2 separate regions of the Homo sapiens genome follow, and region 2 is linked to region 1. Evidence: read pairs that join two places in POLR2A ChIA-PET (ENCODE). Cell type or tissue: Caco-2. All regions are shown on one strand. Each heading gives the region's core, and the rest is flanking DNA. Links, peaks and the distances in the headings are about the cores only.

What was found. Peaks named below come from ENCODE experiments on the same cell type or tissue, not always from the same donor. Only the 100,000 strongest peaks of a DNase experiment are listed, where the experiment ranks them.
Region 2: POLR2A ChIA-PET joins it to region 1 with 5 read pairs; 7 of 35 experiments call an interaction of 5 or more read pairs at or near these places.

What each region holds. Positions count from the first base shown.
Region 1 is chr17:47,962,731-47,968,920 of GRCh38, forward strand. It overlaps a transcript of CDK5RAP3 not described here. Among named protein-coding and RNA genes, the nearest start is that of CDK5RAP3, 5.3 kb to the right of the region's middle. In Caco-2, for the core only: no CTCF peak of the experiment used is centred there; DNase peaks (open chromatin) are centred at 2,241, 3,661 and 5,324.
Region 2 is chr17:47,868,477-47,878,993 of GRCh38, forward strand. It overlaps a transcript of SP6 not described here. Among named protein-coding and RNA genes, the nearest start is that of SP2-DT, 22 kb to the right of the region's middle. RefSeq lists a cis regulatory region at 9,032-9,609. In Caco-2, for the core only: no CTCF peak of the experiment used is centred there; no DNase peak of the experiment used is centred there.

The sequences.
Region 1 (6,190 bases), core at 1,793-5,792:
CCTGGACTTACAGGTGGGCACCACCACACCCAGCTAATTTTTGCATTTTTAGTAGAGACGGGGTTTCACCATGTTGGACAGGCTGATCTGGAACTCCTGACCTCAGATGATCCACCCACCTCGGCTTCCCAAAGTGCTGGGATTACAGGTGTGCACCATTGCACCATTTCACCAGGCCCATGTCCTTTATATTTGCATTTCCCTAGTGTACTGGATTGAATAGTGTCCCCGAAAATTCACGTCCACTCAGAACCCCAGAATGTGACCTGCATTGGAACTAGGGTTTCCAGATGTGGTTTTCAGATGTAGTCAACCTGGGTTAGTGTAGGCCCTAAGGTTGAGGAGTAGTGTCCTTACAGGAAGAATGTCATGTGACAATGGAAGCCATGTGACAATGGAGGTACCTGCAAGCCAAGGATACCAAGGCCTGCCAGCAGCCACAGAAGCCAGGAGAGAGGCACAGACAGCATCTCCTCTGCAAGGAACCAACCATGCTGACACCTGGATTTCAGACTTCAAGCCTCCAGAACTGCGAGAGTAAATTTCTTTTCTTTTTTTTTTTGGGACAGAGTCTCTCTGTCGCCCAGGCTGGAGTGCAGTGGTGCGATCTCGGCTCACTGCACCCTCCACCTCCCGGGCTCACGCCATTCTCCTGCCTCAGCCTCCCGAGTAGCTGGGACTATAGACGCCCGCCACCACGCCCAGCTAATTTTTTGTATTTTTAGTAGAGACAGGGTTTCACCGTGTTAGCCAGAGTGGTCTCGATCTCCTGACCTCAGGTGATCCACCCGCCTCGGCCTCCCAAAGTACTGGGATTACAGGCTTGAGCCACTGAGCCCGGCCCTGTGAGAGAGTAAATTTCTATTGTTTTAAGCCACCCAGTTTGTGGTGATTTGTTACAGCAGCACCAGGAAACTAGACACTTTGTTTCTAGTAAGGTTGGACATCTTTTCATACATTTATTGGTCATATTCTCTGAAATGATCTTTCCTTCCTTCTTCCCTTCGTTCCTTCCTCTCTCTCTTTCTCTTTTTTTTTTTTTTTCTGAGTCAGGGTCTCACTATGTTGCCCAGGCTGGTTTCGAACTCCTGGACTCAAGTGATCCTCCTTCCTCAACCTCCCAAAATGCTGGGATTACAGGTGTGAGCTACCATGCCCAGCCAAAATGACCATTTTCTTCAATGTAGAAAAATTTCTGCATCTCATCATATGGGAGTTGTCTTTCTAGTAACCACTGACTTAAAAAAAAATCATTGCATTTATGGATCCCTGGCACATTTGCATAATTCTATTTTATTTATTTATTTATTTTTTTACAGACAGGGTCTGTCTCCGTCACCCAGGCTGGAATACAGTTGGCACAGTCATAGCTCACTACAGCCTCAAACTCCTTGGCTCAAGCGATCTTCCCACCTTTGCATATTTCTACAGCTTTCCAGGGACCTGCTTGCCCATTGATTGGGAATCCTAACCTATGGAATTAAATTTCAACCCTTTATAATGGACCTGAAAGTTCTTCAAGATCTCCCTTTGCCGGTCTCTTCAACCTAATTTCTCTCCACTCTCCCCATAAACATCCATGCTCCCATAATAAACTTCTTCCTTCTGGAACAGCCATTCTCTCACCTCTAGGCTTTGTCCTTGCTTTTCCTTTTTCCCAGAATGACACCTGTCACCTCCCTTCCTCTTTTCTCTCCTCTCCTTTCTATTACAATTCATGCCATCTTGCAAGACTCAGCTCAAGTGTTACTTCTCCTAAGAGCCTGCTCTGGTGGTGTTCTGTCCTTCTCCTTTGCCTTTTCCCATGCTGAGTTGGATACTCCGTCTCCTTCTTTCTGTTCCCTTAGCACTCTGAGCATCTCTGAGTGGACCTCTTATTAGCTTTTTTATTTTTTTTGAGACAGTCTTGCTCTGTTGCCCAGGCTGGAGTGCAGTGGCATGACCTCAGCTCACTGCAACCTCTGCCTCCTGGGTTCAAGTGATTCTTGTGCCTCAGCCTCCTAAGTAGCTGGGACTACAGGCAGGCACCACCACACCCAGTTAATTTTCTGTGTTTTTGTATTTTTAGTAGAGACGGGATTTTGCCATGTTGGCCAGGCTGGTCTTGAACTCTTGACCTCAGGTGATCTGCCTGCCTCGGCCTCCCAAAGCGCTGGGATTACAGGTACCTCTTATTTGCTTTGCATAGATTTTTTGAGCACCTTCTATGCATGAGCACAGTACTCTCACACTCTGTGACGACACACTCTGGAGATGTCGTCATGGGATATGGAAGGTGGTGGGCCCCTCACTCAACATACTTTTACTTCCTTTGAGGCCTAGGACTGTGTCTTTGTGATAAGGTGCTCAGGGTGCATAAAGTTGAACTCCAATGGAAAAGAGGTGAATGGATGGGTGGTTTGGTAGTATCCTTGGTTTTCCTTTTCTTAGCAGATTAGATTCCCACCGCCTTCCATGATAAGCATGGTGAAATAATGAAATACAGTGGCATCCTTAGAAGATGACAAACAGGACCCATTTCATGAAGCCACCCAGGGAGTTCTTTTTCCCCAGAAGACTAACAAAGGTGGAGGGATGAGGTGGCCAGGAGGGCATGAGTTGCCAGAGTTAAGGGTAAAATGAGTGGCCCCAGAGCATGACCCAGGTGACTGGCCCCACATAGACTTTCACTGGTCTGTACCAAACTCGTGAAGCTGACCACCCCTAATTTCTTCTCCCTGATTTCCTCCCTTCACTCCCAAGAGGCTCAGAGGATGTTGACTCCAAGTCCTGAGCTGTAGAGGAAAGGATGAGAAAAGGATCTGGGGACCTTGAACCTCTTGTCCCAAGACAAAGCAATCATGGTCCCCACTTATCACAACTACCACCAACATCAAATGCCTTCCTGCATATGGCTTTCCTTCATTACAAGCATCCATTAAGCTCCTGACACTCAATGTCAAGAGTCACACCGGATGCTGGGGTTATAGAGATGAACAAGTCTGCTTTGGCTTCCCAGCCCACAGGTACTCGCAGACTAGGTGGGGAGACAGACTGAAAAACGCAACATGCCGGGCACGGTGGCTCACGCCTGTAATCCCAGCACTTTGGGAGGCCAAGGTGGGCAGATCACGAGGTCAGGAGTTCAAGACCACCCTGGCCAACATGGTGAAACCCCATCTCTACTGAAAATACAAAAATTAGCCAGGCATGGTGGCACGTGCCTGTAATCCCAGTTATTTGGGAGGCTGAGGTAGGAGAATCGCTTGAACCCAAGAGGAGGAGGTTGCAGTGGGCTGAGATCACACCACTGCACTCCAGCCTGGGTGACAGAGCGAGATTCTGTCTCAAAAAAAAAAAAGGAAAGAAAGAAAGAAAGAAAAAAGCAACACAGTGGTTACACTCCGGGCAGCAAGAGGCCCAAGGCTGCTATGTTTCCAGAGCTTCCAGCCTAGCAGGCAGATACACCACACACACACAGGCACACACACCACACCCCATAGTCAGTGTGGCTGTGAGCAAACACACAGACCATAAAGTAATAAAAATATAGCAGATAAAATAAATGAGTTATTTGAATGTTGAAAGTAAGCCTTCTTTTATGGATATTGCAGGAGGATAAGTAATGGGCTCCCTTTCCCAGAATGGGGTGTGGTAAGAATGAACTTTGGAAAGGGGCAGGGCCTGCAGGGGTGGGAGTTCTGAGTGTCTGGCACAACAACTGGGGAGAAAATAGGAATCAGGCCCAAGGGAGGAAGAGACCTGAAGCTGTTGTGGCTGAGCCAAAGGGGTAGGCAGGGGTGCAGGAGAAGCAAAGGCACATCACACAGAGAAGAAGAATGCAGGCTGGGTAGCCCAACAGGCCTGGGTTTGAATCCCAGCCTCATCAACTACCCACTGTATGATTTTCCTTTTTTTTTTTTTTTTGAGTCTTTCTCTGTTTCCCAGGCTGGAGCGCAGTAGCACAATCTTGGCTCATTGCAACCTCTGCCTCCCAGGTTCAAGGGATTCTTCTGCCTCAGCCTCCCGAGTAGCTGGGATTACAGGCATGTGCCACCACGCCCAGCTAATTTTGTATTTTTAGTAGTTGGGGTTTCACCTTGTTGGCCAGGCTGGTCTCAAACTTCTGACCTCAGGTGATCCACCCGCCTCGGCCTCCCAAAGTGTTGAGTTCCATGTGTGAGCCACCGCGCCTGGCCCACTGTATGATCTGTATGATTTTCTTTTCTTTTCTTTTTTTTTGAGACGGAGTCTTTCTCTGTCACCCAGGCTGGAGTGCAGTGGCGCGATCTCGGCTCACTGCAACCTCCGCCTCCTGGGTTCAAGTGATTGTCCTGCCTCAGCCTCCTGAGTAGCTGGGACTACAGGCACGTGCCACCACACCCAGCTAATTTTTTGTGTTTTTAGTAGAGACGGGGTTTCACCGTGTTAGCCAGGATGGTCTCGATCTCTTGACCTTGTGATCCACCCACCTTGGCCTTCTAAAGTGTTGGGATTACAGACGTGAGCCACCGCACCTGGCCCACTGGATGATTTTCAACATGTTACGTAATTAATCTTTGGCTTCCTTGCCTTTAAAATCTGGTTAATGATGGTACCCACATTATAAGGTTGTTAGAAGAATCACATTAGATAAGGCTTGTAAAACATTTAGATCTACACTGGCACGTGGGCATGTTTATCACGTAATAAGCAAGCTAACAACAACAATAATGGATGGCAAGGTAGGCTGCCTACACGGTGCCTCGGGGCTCTGTGCTTCCTTGTCCAAAGCTGGTGCAGCCCTGGTATATCCTCCTCACCTCTCTACATGTGCTGCCCCTCTCCCAGGGTCCCATCTGCTAAATCAGCAGAGAACTGAGAGATTCCTGGTCAGAAACCTACCATACCTCTCTCTGCCTCCTTCTAGCTGCTGGGAGCCCCGATGACTAAAGTCTCCTGAAGGAGATAGAGTCGATGCCCTGGATGCCAGACCAATTATGTGCTTATCTACCCACAGACCCTGAAGTTCCCTGTGGCCTTGGAAAAGTGCAGAAACCCGCCAAAGGCCCATGCTCCTACACTCTTTGGGAACACAGAAGCATGTGCCTTTGGCAGGCTCTCCCCCAGAGCCTCTGCAGTCAGCAGAGGCAGGTTCTCTCCCAGAGCCTCTGGCTTTGGGACAGCCTCCCTGGAGTCAGTAGCTGGGCAGAACTGTTCTCAAACATCCTTCTGCTCCACGTGAGTCACCTTGGGGAGCTGTGGGTGGGGCTGAAGTGCTGGTGGTCCCTGCTTCCATCAACTCACCTGGGCTGGGTCTTCCAGACCCACCCTGTCCTGTTCTGCCCAGCCTGTTGGTTCAAGGAAGAGAGATAGATACACCTTGAGGGCAGGGCAGTGCCTTGCTCTTGAGATGTCCCAGACAGCCCCGAGCACATAGTTGGGGCCCAGTTAAGTGTGTGTTTAATCATGGAGGAGCCTGAGCAATTCCTACAGTCTGAGTCAGGCTGACTCAGATGGGAGCCAAATTCCCATGAAAGATCCCTGAAAAGGCCCTTAATTCAGCTCTATGAGCCATTTTCAGAGCAGTTTTTCAATCCGTTCTATAATAATAATGATCATATATGACATATATATATATTTTGAGATGGAGTCTCACTCTGTTGCCCAGGCTGGAGTGCAGTGGCGCAATCTGGGCTCATTGCAACCTCCGCCTCCCAAGTTCAGGTGATTCTTCCGCCGCAGCCTCCCGAGTAGCTGAGTAGCTGGGACTGCAGGCATGCACCACCACGCCGGGATGGTTTTTGTTTTTGTTTGTTTGTTTGTTTTTTGTTTTGTTTTGTTTTTGAGATGGAGTCTCACTCTGTCGCCCAGGCTGGAGTGCGGTGGCGCAATATCGGCTCACTGCAACCTCCGCCTCCCGGGTTCAAGCAGTTCTCCTGCCTCAGCTTCCTGAGTAGCTGGGATTACAGGCGTACGCCACCACGCCCAGCTAATTTTTGTATTTTTAGTAGAGACAGGGTTTCACCATGTTGATCAGGCTGGTCTCAAACTCCTGACCTCGTGATCCACCCGCCTCAGCATCCCAAAGTGCCGAGATTACAGGCGTGAGCCACCGTGCCCAGCGTGTTTTTTGTTTTTTTCAGAGATGGGATTTCACCATGTTGATCAGGCTGGTCTCGAATTCCTGACCTTAGGTGATCCGCCTGTCTCAGCCTCCCAAAAGTGCTGG
Region 2 (10,517 bases), core at 4,277-8,276, 92 kb before region 1:
CCTTCCCACTTTCATACGTGGGCAGCCAACCCAGAGCTGCCTACATCAGAGCCAAAGTGCTCCTGACCTCCACCAAGGGACAGAGCTTTCACACTCACGAGGCCCTCACCTACTCCCTAGTAGCCTCCTAATGCCAGCCAGACCCTCCTAACCCCGACCATCATGCATACGCATAGACCCATCTTCAAGCCCTCTGCTCTCACACACCCTCCTTCCAAGGAGCCAGGGCCACTTGTCACTAGAGAAGCCATAATTGGCAGGTGCTGAGGCTGCCACGGAGCTTTGGAACAGGCAGAGGGGAGGGAGGAGAAGGGTTCCTGAGGTAGGGGGCTTGGGAGCGGGATGGGGGAAGAAGGAGGGGGCTGGCTCCAGTGCCCTCTTCTCCGCTCTGCAGGTGTAATTAGCCCTGGCAGATGAAAGGGCGTCTTTGAAAGCAGGTGAGATCCTTGTCTGTCAGCAGGGCGCTCTGGGTGGCATCGGCAGCTTATCCTGAAACCACACACGGCACCAGAGCCGGGCTGTCTGAGTGCTGCCCAGGAGGCGGGGAGGCAGACCCCAGGGGCGTGAGCCCTTGACTCCCCACTCCCCCATATCTTGGCCCTGGGCTCCCTGCTTCTATGAGCAGGAGCTTCTCAGAACAGAGTCCTCCAGAGCCTGGCAGTGCCACTCCCAATAAACTAATGCCCCATCCTTTGGGCCTGAAGGGACAGGGTACTGCCTCCCCTCCCCTGCCAAGCTGGACAGGAGGCCAAGGACAATGGCCCTAGGCAGTCCTTTCATCCTGAGATCTCAAAGCACCATCTAATTAACCCCGCCCAGGTTGGGGACTTCCTCTGGAATCCCTTTGGAGGGGTGTGGTCTGGGACCAGCGATCTTAGCTTGGATAGGAGGACCAAGAGGGCAGGATCTCCCAGTCCTCATCCTGTTTGGGATCTGGGGAGTCTGGAGGTACAGCAAATTGAGGGTGCTAACACCAAACTCTGAAAAGGGGGCTGACAGGGATCTCAGGAGAGCCTGAGTTTGACACCCAAAGGGGGATAATCCTGATGCATCCTGTCCCTCCTATTGCAGTTGGGTTCAAACTCAAGCAAAGGACGAATCTCACGGACACTCAGAGTGAAAGAGGCTGGCTCTAAAGGCGTAAACACAGTGCATGATCTCACCTACTTGAAGGTCAAAAACAGCCAGAAAAACTAATCTACACTCTTTGGAGTCAGAATAGAGATTCCTTACTTTTGGGGGGTTTAATAACCTGAAGGTGGGATAATGGGTGCTTTGGGGTGTTGGTAACCTTCTGTTCCTTGAGCTGAGTGTTGGTTACCCAGGTATGTTCATTTTGTGAAAATTCACCCAGTTTTGTGCTTATGATTTATGTATGTTCTATATTTATAACACTTTTCTATATGCATTTCATAGTTCAATAAACATTTACATTAAACATTTTTACATATCAAGCCAATACTTTGTCTTATGATTCCTTTAAGGGGCTCTCACATTTGTCTCTTTCCTCAGTTGGAAGATCAAAGAGTTTGCTCCAGAATGAAGCCCTGGTGAGGCTAGATTCTCAGAGAATTTCTGGACTGTGTGTGTGTAGGGGGAAGAAAGACAGGAGGCTGTGCAGAGCCAACACATTGATACACCCTATTCCCTACCCCCATCCCCACTGCAATCCTCAGACACACTAACCTATTTCACTTTGCTAAAAACCAATGAATGCTTTGATGCCAAGGGAACCAATGAGATAACTGGGATCCCTGCTGTCCTCTGCCCTACCCCCACTATCTGCTCCTGAAATCTGTTCCCAGTCAGGGTCCTACCCTCTCCACCTCTCGTGGTCAGCTCTGTCCCTTTCATCTCCCTCCTCTGCTTCAGGGTCTAAAAGAGATAGCTTTGGAGGGGTGGAGAGTGTTTGTGAAGAAGCTGCTGGTCCCCACCTCATCAAATGACATCCCTGCTTCTTTCTCTCCACCCAGGAAAAAGGCAGGAGGCATTGATTTCCCCTCCTGCCACTGAGGGAGAGGGCTTTGAGCTGGACTTCCTGATAACTGGGGTGGTAAGAAGTCCTTGGAGGGGGTGAACAAAAGCCAGGATTATTTAAAGACTGACCTGTCTGGAGACAGGGAGAGATCAGATCAGTTTACGGGGTCCTAAGCTTGCTGGGTTTTCACTGCAAAGAACTTCACCACCCAAGCATGAACACATGGAGGTACTTGTCCTTGACATAGGGTATCCAGCTGGGAAGGGATCCTAAACATCCGGGTTTCCTAATTGGCACCCCAGAACCCCCAGCCACGCCAGAGAATGAAACTCTGCCGGTTTTGTGTGACTTCAGGAACATCCACCTCCTCCTGCGCTGAACTCAGTGATGTCCCACTGGCAACTTTCTCTCCACTGGTTTGATGGGCTCTATAACCTAGAGTCTGGGGTTCACCTTCCCTAGTTTTCTGGAAAATTCATACTCCCTGCCCCCAAACTCATCCTCCCTAATTAGCTCCCCTAAAATGTGCTGAGAAGAGGGATTCTTCTCTTCTGACCCTCCTTCTAGCAGGTGGAGTTCATAACCCTCGATCGAGTATTCCAGGGATTTTTGTTTTGTTCACTAATTGTATCATAAGCACCCAGAACAGTGTCTGGCACACAGTAGGCATTCCATAAATGTTTACTGGATGAATGAATGGTGCCCACACTTGGAAAGTTCCTCCAGAAGCCCATCCTATATCCCTATTACTATCATTTAAGCTTTCAGCTCTGGCCCTAGAAGAGAGGAGTCAGCTATCTGCCTGCATCTGTCATCATTTATTGAGCACCTACTGTGTGCAAACCATTGTGATATGTGACTGTCTGTTCATAACTTAAGAGTCTTGGCTCATACCAATACCTCTTACTATCTGTCCCCACTTCTCCCTCCAAGTCCAGTCTTCATTCAACCTCACTGGCCCATTTTCTTAAGAATTACTCAAGATTTAATAAGAATGAGAAGTTTGCTTTCTGTGATTATAATTGTTTGTTCTAGGTCTTCTTTCGTCTCCACTTAAGATAAGTGAAAACCTCTCCATTTCTCTTTTTGTCTCTGTGCCTCCAACTCTCTGCATAGCATGTGTTCCTGCCTCTGTATCCCCATCTGGTCTCTGTTTCTGTTTCTTTCTTTTTTTTTTTTTTTGAAACAGAGTTTTGCTCTGTCACCCAGGCTGGAGTGCAGTGGCGTGATCTTGGCTCACCACAACCTCTGCCTCCCGGATTCAAGCGATTCTCCTGCCTCGGCCTCCCGAGTAGCTGGGACTACAGGTGCCTGCCACCATGCCTGACTAATTTTTTTGTATTTTTAGTAGAGACGGGGTTTCACCATGTTGCCCAGGCTGGTTTTGAACCCCTGAGCTCAGGCAATCCACCTGCCTTGGCCTCCCAAAGTGCTGGGATTACAGGCGTCAGCCACCGCGCCCGGCCTCTGGTCTGTTTCTTTGCTGGAAGAGTAGCTCTTTCTTGGGATCCCCTCTCTAGGTTTGATTCGTTGGGGTGTGGGTTTGTCTCAGGCCCAATCTATTTCTCTGTCTCCCTCTCTTTCATTTCCTTTACAGCAAATAGGTAAACAAGTGGTTGAAAAATAGGAAAAGGGGAAGAAAAAAAGAGAAGCTATCATGGGGTGTTTTCTCCCAGGTATCAGGGTCGCAGGTAGTTCCAACCTCAACTGGGAACAAGTCCCAACAGGTGCAACCCCTGTCCAGATGTTGCACAATGCAGGCGCGTGCCCAGAGCCCAATCCCAGATCGGTTCTCGGGCAGAGGTCCGGGTTGGGGATGTATCCAAACCAGAAATATCCTTTCAGGTCTCTCTCCCCGAGACAAACCCCGGCAGGGTCTGCTCCTCCCGGAGCCGGCTTGCAGGCGTGTTGGGGGAAGCCAGCGAGGTTGTTTGCCGGGAAAGGACAGTTTGGGACCCGGGAGGGGAGTTCCCTGCGTCTGGGCCGTGGGGGGAGCTACAGGCCGGGCGGGGGTGAGTAAGGCCCAGCGGACGCAGGAGGCTCAGTGGCGGCGGCGGCGGCGGCGATGGGGAGGAGGGTAATTAGCAGGGAGGCTCTCGCCACAGCACGTCCCCACAAATGAGAGGCCCCGGGCCCCAGACACCACACAACAAAGCAAGAGGCAATTATTTGGCTCCAGTGGGAGGGGACAGCCCTTTGCCGGCCCACTGCAGCTGAGCACCCAGCCTCCGTTGAGGACGCGGAGGGTGGGGTGCAGAGACCCCTCTCACCAGCCCCCCGGCGGCAAGGGCAGGGCCCCGAGGGACTCCCGCTGGGTTACCCTTAGAGGAGGTCCCTGTTTGGGAAGGCAGAGCCGTAGGAGGCCCCAGCCTGATTAGAGCCGGCCCTCAGCCAGCCCGGAGCCTCCCACAAGGCATCCAGGAGACCTCCTGGGGACCCCACAGGGAAGCGAGAATGTCCTGGGACCGGGGCTGGAGAGGGCGGAAGGGGCTTTTTGGGTCCTGGAGAAGCCAGTGGCCAACATCTGAACCCCCCTTCTCCAGCTGTGGCCACACAACTGGCAACCGGGAGGCTCTCAGGCAGGTGGGGAAACCACAGAGGAGGGAGCAGGAGCCAGGGAGATTCCAGAGCTCTGGCCTAGACCTGGAATTCACACAATTGCTATGCAAACCAAATGCAAATACATCTTCTTTTATCTCCCCTTCAAAAATCGTCAAATCAAGCATATTTGGAAGAAGGCCAGGCCTGATCAGCTGGAGGACCCCCAGCCTCTGCTTGCCTCCTTCTCCCTTTCCACCCACCCATCCCTACAGGAAAACTAAGTCCTACAATACCTTAGATTCACCTGGGACCCATCTGCAAAGGACTTTCCCCTCTTCAGATGAAAGAGCCCAAAGTACAGATGGGGAAAAAGAGGCCTTAAGAGATTAAGGTACTTTCCCCTGCCCTAACAGCCCACCTGGAGAATGACAGGCCTCCTGGAAGCTTCTGACAACAGCCCTAGGTTAACAGCATGCCAGCTGGGGGAGGGGAAAGAGCACAGAACTGGGAGTCCTAAAATCTGATCTCTGGTCTCAGCTTTGCCTCTAACTTGCTGGGTAATCTTGAGAGAGTTACTTATCTTCTCCAAGCCTCAATTTCTCTGAATATCAAGTGGCTATCTCTGGGAAAAAAGGCTCTTCCCGAGTTGAGCCCCTCCCTGCGTCAGGGCCATCCCGCATTGCTGCCAAGGGTCCTTGAGCCAAATGCTCTGCTTGTCATCCTCCCCAGCTCTCACCACTCTCTGCCTCAGGCCAACATAGGATGAACCCCAGCCATTGGCCTCCCCTTTTCTTTTCTCTTTTCTTCTCTTCTCTCTCTCCCTCCCTCCCCCCTTCCTTCCTTCTTGCTTTCCTCCTCCTCCTCCTCTTCTTCTTCCTCCTCCCCCTCCTCTTCTTCTTCCTCCTCCGCCTCCTACTCTTCCTTCTTCTTCTTCCTTCTCTTCTCCCTTCTCCCCTCTTCCCTCCTCCTTTCCTCTCTTTCTTCTTCTTCCTCTTCCTCTTTTTCTTCTCCTTCCTCCCTCCTTCTTCCCTCCTCCTTCCTCTTCCTCTTCTTCTTCTTCTCCTTCCTCCCTCCTCCTTCCCTCCTCCTTCTTCTTCTTTTTTGTTATTTTGAGACAGTCTCACTCTGTCACCCAGGCTGGAGTGCAGTGGAGCAATCATAACTCACTGCAGCCTCAACCTCCCTGGCTCAAGTAATCCTCCCACCTCACCCTCCTGAGTAGCTAGGAGTACAGGCGTGCACCACCACACCTGGCTAATTTTAAAAATTTTTTTCTGTAGAGGCTGGGTTTCATTATATTGCCCAGGCTGGTCTCGAATTCCTGGGCTCAAGTGATCCTCCTGCCTTGGCCTCTCAAAGTGCTGGGATTACAGATGTAAGCCACCACACCCAGCCTCATTTTCAAAATCTTCCTCAAAATTCACTTTAGGAGCCAGGCAGGGGGTACATGCCTGTAATTCCAGGTATTTGGGAGGCTGAGGTAGAAGGACTGCTTGAGCCCAGGAGTTCGAGTCTAGCCTGGACAACAGAGCAAGACCTCCTTTCTAAAAGAAGAAAAAACAATTCCCTTCAGGAGGCCTCACTGAGTTAGCCCTGCTGACCTCTGGTTGCTGCTGATGTTGGGGTTCTCTCCATCTAGGAAGGGCTCACTGGTCCTGTACGTTTGCCCTTGCTGATATGGGCTGGGAGAGCTCCTAAGTAATTTGGAGAGTGCATGTGGGATCCTCATTGTGCCCCCACCTGCACCCAGGATGGAGACAGAGACTATCTCTTACGTTAGACTGGGGGCTTCGCAAGAACACAGGCTGCATCTTTTCCAGTATATTGTAGCTCTCTGAGGCCAGAGAGCCCCCATTAGGGTGGGACTGTGTGTCTACCATTAATACTTTTCCCTAAAGTTGAGGACTCTGCCCCCTCCACCTGCCCAAACCTGTGGTCAGCAGGAGCCATTCCACAGGGGAGAGGGGCCTAGACAGCTGCCTCTCCCAAGTCTTCACTGACTGCTTTCTCAGCTCCCCCTCAGCCCCCTTTTCCGGGCCCCTGCCACCACCAGGGGGGCAGCTTTGTCATTTCCCCTCTCCCACCCGGCTTCTTCTCTTCTCAGAAACTCTGGCCTGGCATCTGCCTCCTCCTCCTCTTCTCCCAGCTTCTTACCACCCTCATCCCTCTCCAGGGCCTCAGGGCAAGTATTTGCCATCTGCCATCTCCTTGCATTCCTGGGGCTGGCTCCCAGGCTCCCTGCTTCCCCGGGGGGGCCTGAGAACCCTGCTCATCTGCCCTATACCATCAGAGCTGCCCTTGCCACCCTCAGAATGCCTGAGTCCTTTGTTCCGCAGTCCCCCCCAAGGCCTCCTGGGGCTTGCAGTGCCAGGGCTGTTAACATCGTAGGCTGCCCTCACCCCTCTGAGCCAGAGAGGCTATCAAAGCAAGCCTGGGGGGCCCCCTCTAGCGCCAGCAACTCCCGGTGCCTCCCTCCTCCAGGTCTCCATCTTCACCTCAGGGAGACTCCCTGCCCTGAGAACCCACCACTTCATATCCATTTGCATATACTTGTTGGTCCAGCCCAAGCAAATTAATGCAAATGCAATCCAAACCAGAGGCAATGAAGCAGCAACGCTGGATGGCCCTGATGCCAGGAGAGGAATCAACGTCTGGAAGAACCTCTTTTTCCTGAGATGGACATTCAGGGAAACCGAGGGTGGAGAGAAGTGCATTCCTTGCTTGTGCATTCCTGGCTGGGATGCCTGATTCTCTGAAAACTTTCCAGGGCCACTGACCTGAGTTGTGTAACAGTGCTCTCCTTTTGCCCTTAGACCTCCTTTAACTGTGGCTCTTCTTTCACACACTTTCGATCTTTTTCCTTCTCTCTGATCTTCCCCTTCCCTGGGTCCTGACACTCCTTGCCCTCAGCACAGGAGCCCTGCACCCCACCATCATTCCCTGAGGGTGAGTGAAGCAGGTGGTTCCTGTGGACTCTGAGAAGAACTGAGGAGCCTCCCCTGTCACAGTGAGCTCCCCACTAACCTGCCCTGTTGCCAAAAAACCCTACCATTAGAGTGTTTCTGTGAGTACCATGTTCTGTTTAAAGACATGTGTCACTGTGGGTCTGGCTGACATATTCTGGAATTATCACCTTAGCAGAAAACAGGGACTTGGGATCCTCTGGTAGATTCGAGGTGGTTGAAGAAGAGAAGAAGACCTGGAGTGAAAAAAGGAATAGACACTGTCTAGAAATGCATTCAATCAATGGATGTTTATTGAACACTTACTATGTCCTGGGCCCCGAGCTCAGCAGTGGGGATGGGGTGAACAAGAGTGGCTGGCTTCATGTAGGAAAATAGGTGTTTCTCAAACTTGAATTACACCCGCATTACCATGGATGACCATTAAAACCCAAGTCCTCAGCTGGGCGCGGTGGCTCACGCCTGTAATCCCAGCACTTTGGGTGGCCGAGGTGGGCAGATCACCTGAGGTCAGTAGTTTGAGACCAGCCTCGTCAACATGGCGAAACCCCGTCTCTACTAAAAATACAAAAATTAGCCAGGTGTGGTGGCACATGCCTGTAATCCTAACTATTTGGGAAGCTGAGGCAGGAGAATTGCCTGAACCCAGGAAGTGGAGGTTGCAGTGAGCCGAGATCGCACCATTGCACTCCAGCCTAAGCAACAAGAGTGAAATTCTGTCTCAAAAAAAAAAAAAAAAAAAGAAAAGAAAACAAAAACCCAAGTCCTCAAGCCTCTGTTGATCCAGTGAGTCTATGGGGGCCCAGGAATCTGCACTGAAACAAGCATTTCCCCGGCTGGGCGCGGTGGATCATGCCTGTAATCCCAGCACTTTGGGAGGCCGAAGGCAGGCGGATCACGAGGTCAGGAGATTGAGACCATCCCGGCTAACACGGTGAAACCCCATCTCTACTAAAAATACAAAAAATTAGCCAGGCGTGGTGGCGGGCACCTGTAGTCCCAGCTACTTGGGAGGCTGAGGCAGGAGAATGGCATGAACCCAGGAGGCGGAGCTTGCAGTGAGCCAAGATCGTGCCACTGCACTCCAGCCTGGGTTACAGAGCAAGACTCTGTCTCAAAACAAAAAAAAAAAAAAAGAAACAAGCATTTCCCCTTCCCCTTCCCAGTGATGTAGCTGTAGGTGGTCTGGTGACCACACTTTGAAAAGCCCTGGTGGCAGGTCCTGGGTTCTAAGAACAGCCTGGAGTTTCAGGGATCCACGGAGGTAGAAAGAGGGAGGGAGGGAGGGTGTTGTCAAGAAGAGTTAGCCAGGATAGGAGGTGACAGGCAGGGTCTTCTCCTCATGGCCTGCCATGCCCTGAGAGGGGCTGGGGATCCACCAGGCTCTCTCTGCCTGCAGGTCCCCCCTGGCCCTTCACCATCACTTGGGGGCTTCCCTGGACCCTTCCCTGGGATCAGAGGGTCTTCCACAGAGGCCTCCCAGCACCCTGTTGATTCCCACCTTTCATTTCTCTCTGGGCCCCAAGGCACCTTCTCCTCAGTCTACAAAGGGTGGGCACTAATGGGAAAAGGTGGCAGAGACCCCAGACCACACTCCCCACTCTGTAGCCCCGACCCCCTGGTCTCAGAGGGCTTCCTGGAGTCAGTGTCTAGGCTGAAGAGGGAGGGCCTCAGAGGATGAGATTTGAGGAAGCAGGAATAGAGGTTGAGAGGGAAGGCGAAGGGAGGGAGACTGCCCCTCCTCCCCTCCAGCGCTTGGTGTTTGATGCTGGGGGTGCCGAGACATCTCCTCTCCCGGAAACTCAAGGCCAGACAGATAAACACAGATGGAGGGAGAGACTCGGCTGCTTTATTTATGGGCCCGGTGACAGGCCCTCTCCTGTCTCAGAGTCACTAATCTACCAGGCGGAAGAGACATCCCACTCCCTCGCCACCCTCTTCCCTCCCTCCTAAGACTGGGGCTCAGCCAGGCTCCAAGCCTCCCCTAGGTGGTCAGGCAGTGCCAGTTCCCATGGGCTAGAGGAGAGTGTCCAGAGGCTCAATAGACACCCTCTCTCTCTCTCCCCCAACAAAACAGGGTGTCCTTCCCCTTGAGAAGACTTCTTAAGTCAAGGCCTTTGAAGTCCCTGAAGAGACACCCTGGGCTGCCCCGACTTGGGTCTATCCAGAGCAGGGATTGATGGGGGACCCCATGATGTCCCTAAGGGGTCAGACCCAGAGCTGAAGGGTGCTGCCTCCTGATACTTCCTTCAAATTTACTTCCTCTAACAGCAATTAGCACTCAAATAAAGGGGTCTTTGGGGACCCATCTTAATTGCTCCATTTTCTCCACCTCCACCGTCTCCTTACCCATCCACACTTTCACAAACCTCCTCCTGCCACCCTCCAATGAAGGGTTAAATTTCACTGTGCCTGCTGGAGGGGCCACCAGGAATTGCCCCGCCTCCCATCAGCTGGGAAACATGGGCTCTCTGACTTCCCTGATTCCTTCAGTTCCCTCTCCCTGCCCTGTGTCTGTCTGCCAGCACCCCTTCATTCTGCCATCTTTACCTGGGTCTACCCCAAATCTCTGCATGGGGACAGAACTGAACTCAGCCTTACAGACAGAATGGGTTCCTTGGGCCCCAGGGTCAGAGGTCAGAGAGCACCAAAAGGGCAGAAAGCAGAGGGGGTCAGGGAGGGGGCAGATCCATACCTGTCGGTGGCTTTGAGGCCGGACACTCAGAGCCTTTAAAGCCCCAGAGATTCAGGGATTTGGCTCATGGGATCAGACTGCCCGGCTTCCTGACTCACAGTGGCCAGACCCAGACTGGGACCTGCTCAACTCGCCCCTCTCTTTTTCATTTAAGCGACTTTGGGTCATCCATGGGCCAGGGAGCCCATGTTTCCCCCTCCCATGGCCCCGCCCCATTGTTGGCACCTTATCTGAGCACACAACCCGAGCCTGGGGAAAAGGGGGTGATTTGCAATCCTGGCTCAGATTTACAGTGAAGTCCTAGGTGGTTTCTTCCTCCGGTGAATGGGCATAGTTTGGG